Regions from separate parts of the Mus musculus genome. Here region 2 is linked to region 1. A link is a loop called in an ENCODE intact Hi-C map of the cell type or tissue named here. Cell type or tissue: heart. All regions are shown on one strand.

Region 1 (5,000 bases):
ACTGACCGCTTTTCCAGAGGTTCTGAATTCAATTCCCAGCAACCACTTGGTGGCTCACAACCACCTGTAATGGGATCCAATGCCCTCTTCTGGTGCACATGAAGACAGAGACAGTGTACTCACATACATAAAATAAATAAAATCTTAAACAAAAAGAGAATTAGCTGTGTACCACCACACCCTGGTCACAGTTGAAAGCAGTCAACATTCAGGGTAATAAAAAGGAAAGAGGAGGAGGAGGAGGAGGTGGGGGGAAGGGTAGAGAAGATCCATTCATCCAGCAACCAGTACTATAAACTGTAACATACACTAAGACAGAGACAAGAACCCAGAAGGATAATACATCAATGCAAAGATAGCCAGATGCTTGTGTGGCCAAAACCCATTTACCGAGATCAGTTTCTGTGACGAGTCTGAACATGCATTTCCCTGCAGCGGTGGCCCATAGAGCAGTTATTGCCTTTACTGTTAGGAAATTCCAGAAGTTCCAAGCTGGGAAGGTAGCCAAGCATCCCCAGACCCTAATCCAACCACACACTCGGCTAAGTCACCAGGCAGGCATCTCAACACCACCCCGCCCCTCTCCTCTGTGGCACTCGAGGCTCATGCACCAGTCTGGAATTTTGCTGTTTCCAAAGGTGAGCCTCGGCTTTGTTTGTTTGAATTTAAGGATTCTGCCTTCCTCCCCACCATACCCCACCCCTGGGCTTGTGACTATATGCTTCTCTACAGGAGCCCTGGGTCCTAGTCCAGGAAGCAAAACGTAGGATAAGAAAGCAAAGACCTGTCAAACGCAGCCAATCCTCGTCTCCCCACCAGGTTCTCAGCAGGCACTGTAGTATCTGTGCCAAAAGGGTGGGGCAAGAGGAGCTCTGAGGTTCAGAGGGACATCTAAGGAGACTTTGGCCAGGGTGACAAAGGAAATTAAGCTGGCAGATACCAGGAAATGCTAAAGTAGCTGGTAGGGTGGATAAACCCTAATAGGACAGTGGGACAGTCTAGACTCTGGAAGAGCTTGGCTTTAGGAACAAATGATTGGTCCTGAGATTGTTTTGAGTCTCATAGAGGTGCTGGGTTCCAGTCCCAACACCGTAGGATAAAAATGATAGTGGGGTTTTTGTTTTGCTTTTGTTCTTAATGACAACGCGACAGAGTTGGATGCCAAATGAACTTGACTTTGAAACCTAGTCCTACAACTTACATCTTAATTGACATAGGTTAGTCATCTAAATTCTTTATACTTTGTACTCAAGACAAGGGTTGAGTATATTAACCCTATAAGATTCTAAAGATTAAAAAAAAGAAAACATGAAAATAATTCATCAACATTTGATACATACGTTGTGTTCATTGATCATTGGCTGTTATTGTGACTCTTTCCTATTTGCATACGTGCATGGGTATACACATATGTGCACACAAAAATATAGCATCTATACACACACATACGCTGCTGCCCCCTAAGCAGAAATGGGAAGTGAAAGTAAGATGCTGGTGCGGAACCTGTAACTTCTCTTGCTACTTCCTGGGTGCTGAGCAGCTCCTAACAGGACATCCCTGCTTCCTGAGGAATGTGCATTCATCAAGCAAGGACCCCGGAAAGTGAAGAAGAGACTCACCAGAGGTCCCGAGGGTGGGAAACCTGTTCTGGCCCTCAGCTGGTGACTTCAATATGGGCGCAAGTCCTGCTTCAGGCAGCCCCTCTAAAGGTCTATCCAGGCACCTCGGTGGGGGTGCCTCTCTCTCGGTCCCTCTACAGGAACTGTTCATGGTCCAGAAGTTTGCATAGGGGCCATGGGGCACTCATTCCAGTACTGACCAGCTGCCTCTTCAACTGTTCAAGCCCTTCCCTTCCCCACCCTACTTCAAACACCCTAGACAGTTCTGTGGCCAGACCTTTAACCCTTTTGGTGCCACTGCCCTGTTACAAGCATTCCCTGGACAAAGGGTGGCCACGGGACTCAGTCTCTCGTGGAAGCAGGTGTGGGGAACCAGACTGGCGTTCCCTTGAGAGGAGAGGATGTTGGACTCTGACCACTGGGAACTTTTAGCTTCCCTCTAATGGGACAAGGAGAAGCTGGGGAGGGAAAGGGGAACATCAGCCCAGGGCAAGGGTCACAGCTGGAGTCCTACTTAACATTGAGGTCTTCCCCCAGGTCAGCAGGGTCCTCTATTCTCTCTCATGTTAGGCTTAAAAACTGTGCTTTGGTCCCTTTAAGAGGCAGGTTACAGTAGCGTGGGAGGAGAGGTTGTATTTATTTGTGCTGCAATTGCACAGGAAGGGAGATTACAGGCAGCTACAGGTAAGGAGGGCCCTAGCTCTGACAGCACCAGGGTGACCAGCAACTCAGCCAACATGCCAACGCATAGCATGGCTTGTTTTGGAGACCAGGCAGCAGGATATTTGACCAGCTCTTCCACCCTTTCCTTGGTAACAACTGAGGGGGTGTGGACTCAACCCTCTTCCGCTAGGGCAGAGGGCAGCTTGGCACAGCTTGGCACTTGTGGAGGTGACAGGGAGCAAAACTCTCTTAAGGAGCCTGCGGCTACTGGAAAGGGCTCGCTGGGAGATTTGCTGTCTCTGACAACGAGTGATTTACAGAGCCTTGGACAAGCTACTAAGTGCTTCCTTCATCCCTCATTTGCAAACGGGAAATATGGCTATGTAGTAGTCACTTATTAAGTATGATGTGGGTCAGTGTGGTGGCACATAGCACTCTGGGACAAGCCAGACTTGGGGTATCTAGTGAGTTCAGACTAGTCTTATCTATAGAGAGACAAGTTTTGAGACTTGTCTCAAAAACACTAAGTAAAAATAAATATGCTAGACTGCCATCTGCTGGTGATCTTTGGATAAGCCCATTTACATTGTCCTTTGTGACCTATTGAATACTACACTTGATCTTAGCCAAAAGGCCGAGAAGCGATTGTGACCTATTGAATAAAGCAAACAAATTAGTTGTCTTCTGATCAGCTAGCCTTTGCTCTGAGGTCCTTGCTGTGGGTAAGGGGGAGGCATCCAGAAGGAACGATGCATCCTTCCCTACTCCAACCAAATGTGAGAGGGACAGTGGTTTGCTTTTCCCTAAGAATACAGGAGAGATGCTTGTGCCCTCTCAGTGGGGAGGAGGCCGTGGAAATCCACATTGAACAATCTGGATGAGGATGCAAGCTCCAAGACAGAGGCCAACGCTGAGTGGCCACCTAGGGGCTGGGATCCCCGCTGTGTGGTCAGTGTTACCCTCCATGCTCCAGCTGTGCTCTGGGGGAGATTAACTTCCAGTCTCTCCACTGAGCTGCCCCCTGCTCTCCTTACTCCCCACTTTCTTCAGGTCTGGAGGCCTAGATGTGAAGTTAGCGGCGGCAGTGGAAGCAGCTGGCTCCCTCTGGTACCAATCTGAACGGAGATGGGATGCTGTGGGGGTACTCGAGGGCTGTCTGCAGAAGGTAGAAGAGACCTAGTACCTGCTGTCTCCAGGGTTGCTAGCTAGCCTTTTAGGGTGGAGCCCCCATTTGGACACCCAATCTTCAGGGTAATGAGGGGGATGCTCATCGTCCTTCTCTTCTCACAGATCGGCATACAACCTGATTCAGGTTTCACACCTTTGAGGGTGTGTGTGTGTGTGTGTGTGTGTGTGTGTTGGCAGTCATCCTATCTGATAGCCTCAAGGTGACAAGGGCAGTGCTGAAGCCAACTATTTCAGCTAAGCCTGTCGACAGACTTCAGGAGTGCTTACATTCTCCCCAGCCACTGCTGAAGGGAGGCTCAAATTCCACCCTGACTCCAAGGCAGCTGATCTCTTGAGAGATGAAGTATCTAGTCTGGCCTCTTTTCAAAGGACCCATGACATCCACTGCCTTCACCACACATATCATCTGTGAGCTCCTGTTTCATCTCCTCTCCCGACAGTGCCAGTTCAAACACCGATGATTTGTACAAGGAAAAGGAGCGAGAGTGCCCCTGCCTTCTAGAAGAGACCACCCAGAGTGAACACCCAGAAAGAAACAGCTTGATGTCACCTGCCCCAGTCCATCCTGTGGAGGGCAGGAAAGCCCTCCTCCTGTGACTTAACTCTGTAACTCCAGGAGAAAGCACACACGGGAAACAGGGCTTCCCACTCTGAAAGGGAAGGGTTCAGTACCAGACAAGAGCCTCCCTATCAAATGCTCTCCCCACTTGGCATACCCCTACACCTGCTCACCCGGTCTGAGCATTCCCAGGTTCCCACCAGAACATGAGGAACAAGAGCCATCATCTTTCTTGCTTTCTGACCTGGCTGGCGCTGGCATGTCCAAGCTGCAGGGCCTGAAGGAAGGATGTGAGTTGCCTAAGGGCCACCCCATTGGGAGCTTCCCGTTGTCTCCAAGTCCTTTTCATCTTTCAGGGACCCAGAGGCTCCCAAGGCTGGGGAAAGGAAAGGTTAAACCGGTTAGGCAGGGGAGCTGAGGAGCGGAATGGAAAGGGGAAACTTGTTAGCAGAAACAAAGCCAGTGTTTGTTGGGTTCCCCTCCTGCCTGGGAGGCCTTTCTCAGACCACGGCATTCCTGTGTTGGACAGAGTCAGTTTACAGCGGAGAAGCCACTGTAAACTGACTCTGTAAAAGCCAAAGCTGCTACTAGAGGGTCCAGCAGCAGGAAACCCAGCACTTCTCCCTGGCCTGAAAAGAAATCATTGCTGGGCATTTGGCTCAGGCCTTTATTCTCAGCACTCAGGAGGCAGAGGCAGGGGGATCTCTGTAAGTCTGAGGCCAGCCTGGTCCACAGAGGGAGTTTCAAGACAGCAATAAGGAGACTCCATCTCACCACACACATACACAAATAAATTCAAACTCAAGAGAAGCCATTTCCTTTAATAACTATTTAAAAAAAAAAAGATTTATTGCTGGGCAGTGGTGGCACATGCCTTTAATCCCAGCACTTGGGAGGCAGAGGCAGGCGGATTTCTGAGTTTGAGGCCAGCCTGGTCTATATAGTGAGTTACAGGACAGCCAGAGCTACAC
Region 2 (5,000 bases), 48 kb before region 1:
CTCACCTCCTGTGGTGATCTCAACTGATTTCCATTCCGATCCTACAGAAATAAACAAGAATGGGGAGTCAGCAGGCACAGACCTGGGGGCCTTCCTCAGCAGCTGTCTATCCACAGGCCAGCCAGCTGTGCCCTTTCTTTGGCCACTCCCTGGCTCTCCAAGAACCCACCTTCTGGCTGGAATCCGAGTCTGCTCTACAGAGTTCAATGGAGCCATTGAAGGTTCTGGCCTCTCCATCTGTTGCAGAAAAGAGAAGGAGGAGCAGAATATACTTCTTCGGGGGCTCCGGGACCCCTTCCCTCCCTGATTAAGCCACTCCCCTCTTGCTTTCATGCCCCGTACTCACTGGCAGTGACCCCAGGACAGCTACCGCTGTCAGAGTCCAAGGGTAAGGCTGGTTCTCGGGATGTCATAGGCAGGTCCACACATGGGCCCAACAGCAGGTCTTTCAGGCCTTCCACTGAAGGGAAAGAGGAGGAGGTGGGGACAGGAGACAAAACCAGTGGGGGTCCACCCAACACACACCATCCAAGTATTTAGGGGGTTCACATTTGGGTAGTGGGGCTTCAGTCAGCCATGTGGCATCCAAGGGACATCAAAAATGTTCAAGAGTCATCTCAGCCTGCCCGAGGGAGACGCATCCGACAGCAAGCTCAGATCTCGGCCCCTTTCCTTCCCAGGAGTTAGACCAGAACAAACCCAACTCCTTTATGGGTTGTGGTGCTGAGTGAACAGCCTAGACTCTTCAGCAGCCCTCACCTTCACGGAGGGCATCCTTTAGCAGGCGCTCGCCTCGGAGGGACTCAAAGGACTCAAGACGGAAAAGGCCCCTGGGCAGGGCGGGTGGGGGCATTCCAACGAAGCCAGCCTTTAAGGCCTGGAAGTGGACCATCTCGGCAAACAGCTCAACATTCTTCTGTAGCAGCTCCACTAGCGCCTGGTTTTTCTGCTGCAGTTTCGCTGCGGATAGGAACAGGTTGAGTGTGGAAGGACCCAAAGAGCTTGTGAAGGGCCGGCCATGGTCAGCAGAGGGGCAGGCCAGGGTCAGCAGAGAGGTAGCCCAGGGTCAGCAGAGGGATAGCTCAGGGTCAGCAGAGGGGTAGCCCAGGGTAGCAGAGGGATACCCAGGGTCAGCAGAGGGACAGAACTTAATTTTGGGCTTGAAGCATTCCCCAAAACAAAAAATCTTGTGTGTGTGGTGTAAATCAAACATTACTTTTGTTTCTAAAAATCTATGAACAGGGGCTGGAGTTTTGGCTCAGTGGTTAAGAACATTGGCTGCTTTTCCAGAGAACCTCGGTTCAATTTCCAGCAACCACATGGTTGCTCACAAGTGTCCATATAGCTCCAATTCCAGGGGATCTGGCACCTTGAAACACACATGCAGGCAAAACACCAAAGTAGATAAACTAAAAGTAAATAAATCTTAAAAAAAAAAAAAAGGATGAATAAGGGTTTGGGTTAGCCACCTCATTCTCTCCGTGTTCCTTCCATTAGAGCACTTACAGGGCTGCTCACTTGAGTGAGCGGAGTAACTTGCAGTCAGACACAGCTATTATGGCCTTTGGACTCTTTTTTTTGTTTTTGTTTTTGAGACAAAGTCTTGTGTAGCTGAGGCTGGCTTCAAACTCCTTACATAGTTGAGGCTAGCTATCCTCTGTGGTATTTGGAACAAGATGTTTTCCATAAGGCACAGGCATTTGAATACTTAGTACCTAGTGGGTGGCTGGGGAGGACTAGGAGGTGGGGCCTTGCTGGAGGAAGTATGTCACTGGGGGCGGGCTTTGGGGGTCTCAAACAACTCAGACTTTCTCAGCTGTTCCAGGGTCCCGTCTGCCACCTGCTGTTCCCACTATTATGAACCCTAACCCCCTGAAACTGTAAACCCAAATGAAGTCCTTCCTTCTTTGAGTGGCTTTGGTCACGGTGTCTTATCACAGCAATATAAAAGGAATTAAGACAGCCTTGAATGCCTGATCCTATCACTATGGGTCCCAAATGCTGGCATTACAAGTGTACACCACTGCAGTCTGCTCTCATTAAAAAACTAATTTATTTAAAATTATTTAACCTTTAAAAAATATTTGTTTGGGGGCTGGTGAGATGGCTCAGCGGTTAAGAGCACTGACACTCTTCCAGAGGTCCTGAGTTCAAATCCCAGCAACCACATGGTGGCTCACAACCATCCTTAATGAGATCTGAAGACAGCTACAGTGTACTTACATATAATAAATAAATAAATAAAATCTTTTTTAAAGAAAATATTTGTTTGTTTTTTGAGACAGGGTTTCTCTATGTGTAGCAGCACTGGCTGTCCTGAAACTAGATTTGCAGATCATGTTGGCCTTGAACTCACAGAGGTCCTTCTGCCTCTGCCTCTCAAGTGCTGGGATTAAAATCGTGGGCCACCAAGCCCAGAGTTAACCTTTATTTTGAATCATATGGGTGTTTTGCCCACATGTATGTATGTCTATGTACCATGTACATCTGTGAAACATATGCAGGCAATGCCCTCAGAGGCCACAAGAGGGCATTAGATGCCCTTGGGACATAGAGATACTACTCTATTTTAAACACACACACACACACACACACACACACACACACACACACACACACCTATTTACCCTAAACTTACAAAATGGTAGCATACACTTCACATTGTTTTAAACCTGGCTTTTTTCATTTAACAATTTATTTTGGGATAGACCTCTATCAGCCCACCTGAAGCTTTCATTATGAGAGTTTTGCCTGCACGTAGGTGTGGGCATCACGCATGTGCCTGGGGTGACTGAGGTGACCAAGGCCATTAGAGAGCCACTACACTGGAGTTACAGACAATTGTGAGTCACCAAGTTGGTGCTGAGAATCACACCTGAGCCTTCCGAAGGAGAAACCAGCGCTTTCAACCTGGTTGAAATTTGGTACAAACAAGAGGTGAGCCACCTCTTCAGCACCTCTCATCTTTCTGAGAGCAGCACGGTATTTTGCGAGGATATGGTGTAAATCAACCCACTCCCTGGATGGGAACTTACTCTTGATCCTCCGGAGATACGCCTTATCCTCTGTCTCGATCAGAGGAAAGTCCTCCCTGGACGGGCACCTACAGAGCAACAGGCAGGTTGGGTGTGTGGAAGACACCAGCGATCGATCAGCTTCTCTCCTCTGCACATGTTCTACAGGACCCTCCTCTCATCCCTTCAGTGGCCTTCGTCACTCTTTGCACTAATCCTCATCTCACACTTACCATTCAGGCTTATAAAGGTTATGAGAAGCCTGCGTCCATCTCTAGCTCTGATCGCTCTGCCAGGAGAGCCATTTTGTCAACTTCTTTGTCCTTGTTTTTGACTTCTGCTCTTCTGCGGATTGCTGCTGACTTAGGTGGTGCCAGGGAGGGACCCAGGTGTCCAGAACACTAGGCAGGAGCTCTGACATTTGAGTTACAGCACTAACTAACTGTGCTGGAGGTTTTTGTTTTGGTTTGGGTTTTCCAGACAGGGTTTCTCCTGTAGTCCTGACTACCTAGTCTGTAGCCTAGGCTGGCTTCAAACTCAAGAGATCCACCTGCCTCTGCCTCCCACGTGCTGAAATTAAAGGCATGCGCTGCCAGGCCTGTTGTAGTTTTTGAGAAAGGACCTCAGCTCAAGCTGGTCCTATTTGCCAGTGATATATGTGTGGCTGGCACTGTGTCACGGCTGACAGGTCTGCCACCACCATCCTGGAGGGGTAGCCGGGTTATCTGGATATAAATTAGAACTTTTCATGTGAACTTTCTGTCTTGACTCATCTAGTCTATCCCCAGCTTCTGCCCCAACCTCTCCTGATGAGCTCAGTTCCCAGGAAATATGCCGACTAGGACCTGAAGCCATATGTACACACAGGTACACACTCACAGGCGCACACTCTGCTGGATGACACGGATCCAGGTAGTCCGGTCGTCTCGGGACGCTGCATGCACCTCATACATCTCAGGCGGTCCAGAACTAATCAGAAACATCCCTTTCGCCTGGTTGGCTATGTCTCTTACGATGAGGTTCTGCAAGGACACCACTGAGGGCTTGTCCTGTGAGGGGAAAGGAAGAATTAGGCTGAGGAATCCTAACCGTTAATATCTGGGTTTTCCGTCCTAGAAAACCAGAAGGATTGACGGTGATGCAATACAGGCAAGAGCCCAAGCATCGGAACCAGCCAGGACCATTTAGATGTGCACGAGTCCCTCGATGCACAGTCTCTCTCTCTTTTCTGTCTCTGTCTCTCCTGGGTCTCTCTATGTAACCTAAACTGGTGTTGAACTCACTACAAAGCCCCAAACAGCCTCAGAGTTCTAACCCTCAGAATCTGCTTTCTCAGCACTGGAGATATAAGCCTGTGCCTGCTTTACTTTTGTTGTTGTTGTTGTTGTTGTTGTTGTTGTTGTTGTTGGTTTGGTTTGGTTTTTCGAGGTAGAGTTTCTCTGTATAGCCCTGGCTATCTTACTTTTTTTTTTTTTTTTTTTAAGATTTATTTATTTATTTATTTATTTTATGTAAGTACACTGTAGTTGTCTTCAGACACACCAGAAGAGGGCGTCAGATCTCGTTACGGATGGTTGTGAGCCACCATGTGGTTGCTGAGATTTGAATTCTGGACCTTTGGAAGAGCAGTCAGCGCTCTTAACCACTGAGCCATCTCACCAGCCCGCTATCTTACTTTTTATGATATAGAATTAAGAGCTATAATAGGCATTTGACTCAGTAAGACTTTCTTGGGCTTGGTAAGAAAAGCAAGGGATAAGAGAACAGAAGAGGGGCTGGTGAGATGGCTCAGCGGGTAAGAGGACTGACTGTGCTTTCAAAGGTCCTGAGTTCAAATCCCAGAAACCACATGGTGGTTCACAAACCGCCCGGCCAACCAGAGGGAGCAGAGGTCCTAAATTCAATTCCCAACAACCATATGAACGTTCACAACTATCTGTACAACTACAGTGTGTACTCATATACATAAATAAATCAATCTTTTAA

What was found. A loop is a pair of places that touch in the nucleus more often than their neighbours do. Peaks named below come from ENCODE experiments on the same cell type or tissue, not always from the same donor. Only the 100,000 strongest peaks of a DNase experiment are listed, where the experiment ranks them.
Region 2: it touches region 1 in a loop (2.2-fold over the local background); 24 of 42 quality-filtered maps call a loop at or near these places.

Annotation. Positions count from the first base shown.
Region 1 is chr3:88,589,942-88,594,941 of GRCm38, reverse strand. It overlaps the pseudogene Gm52660 and a transcript of Arhgef2 not described here. Among named protein-coding and RNA genes, the nearest start is that of Ssr2, 13 kb to the right of the region's middle. In heart, a CTCF peak has its summit at 2,844 (motif pointing left); DNase peaks (open chromatin) are centred at 1,791 and 2,421; H3K27ac peaks cover 1,859 bases.
Region 2 is chr3:88,638,386-88,643,385 of GRCm38, reverse strand. It overlaps Arhgef2 (rho/rac guanine nucleotide exchange factor (GEF) 2), which reads right to left. Exons shown (of 22, transcript NM_008487.4): 13 at 3,894-4,063; 14 at 3,036-3,103; 15 at 760-960; 16 at 347-460; 17 at 170-237; 18 at 6-41. Among named protein-coding and RNA genes, the nearest start is that of Rxfp4, 12 kb to the left of the region's middle. In heart, a CTCF peak has its summit at 2,486 (motif pointing right); a DNase peak (open chromatin) is centred at 2,525.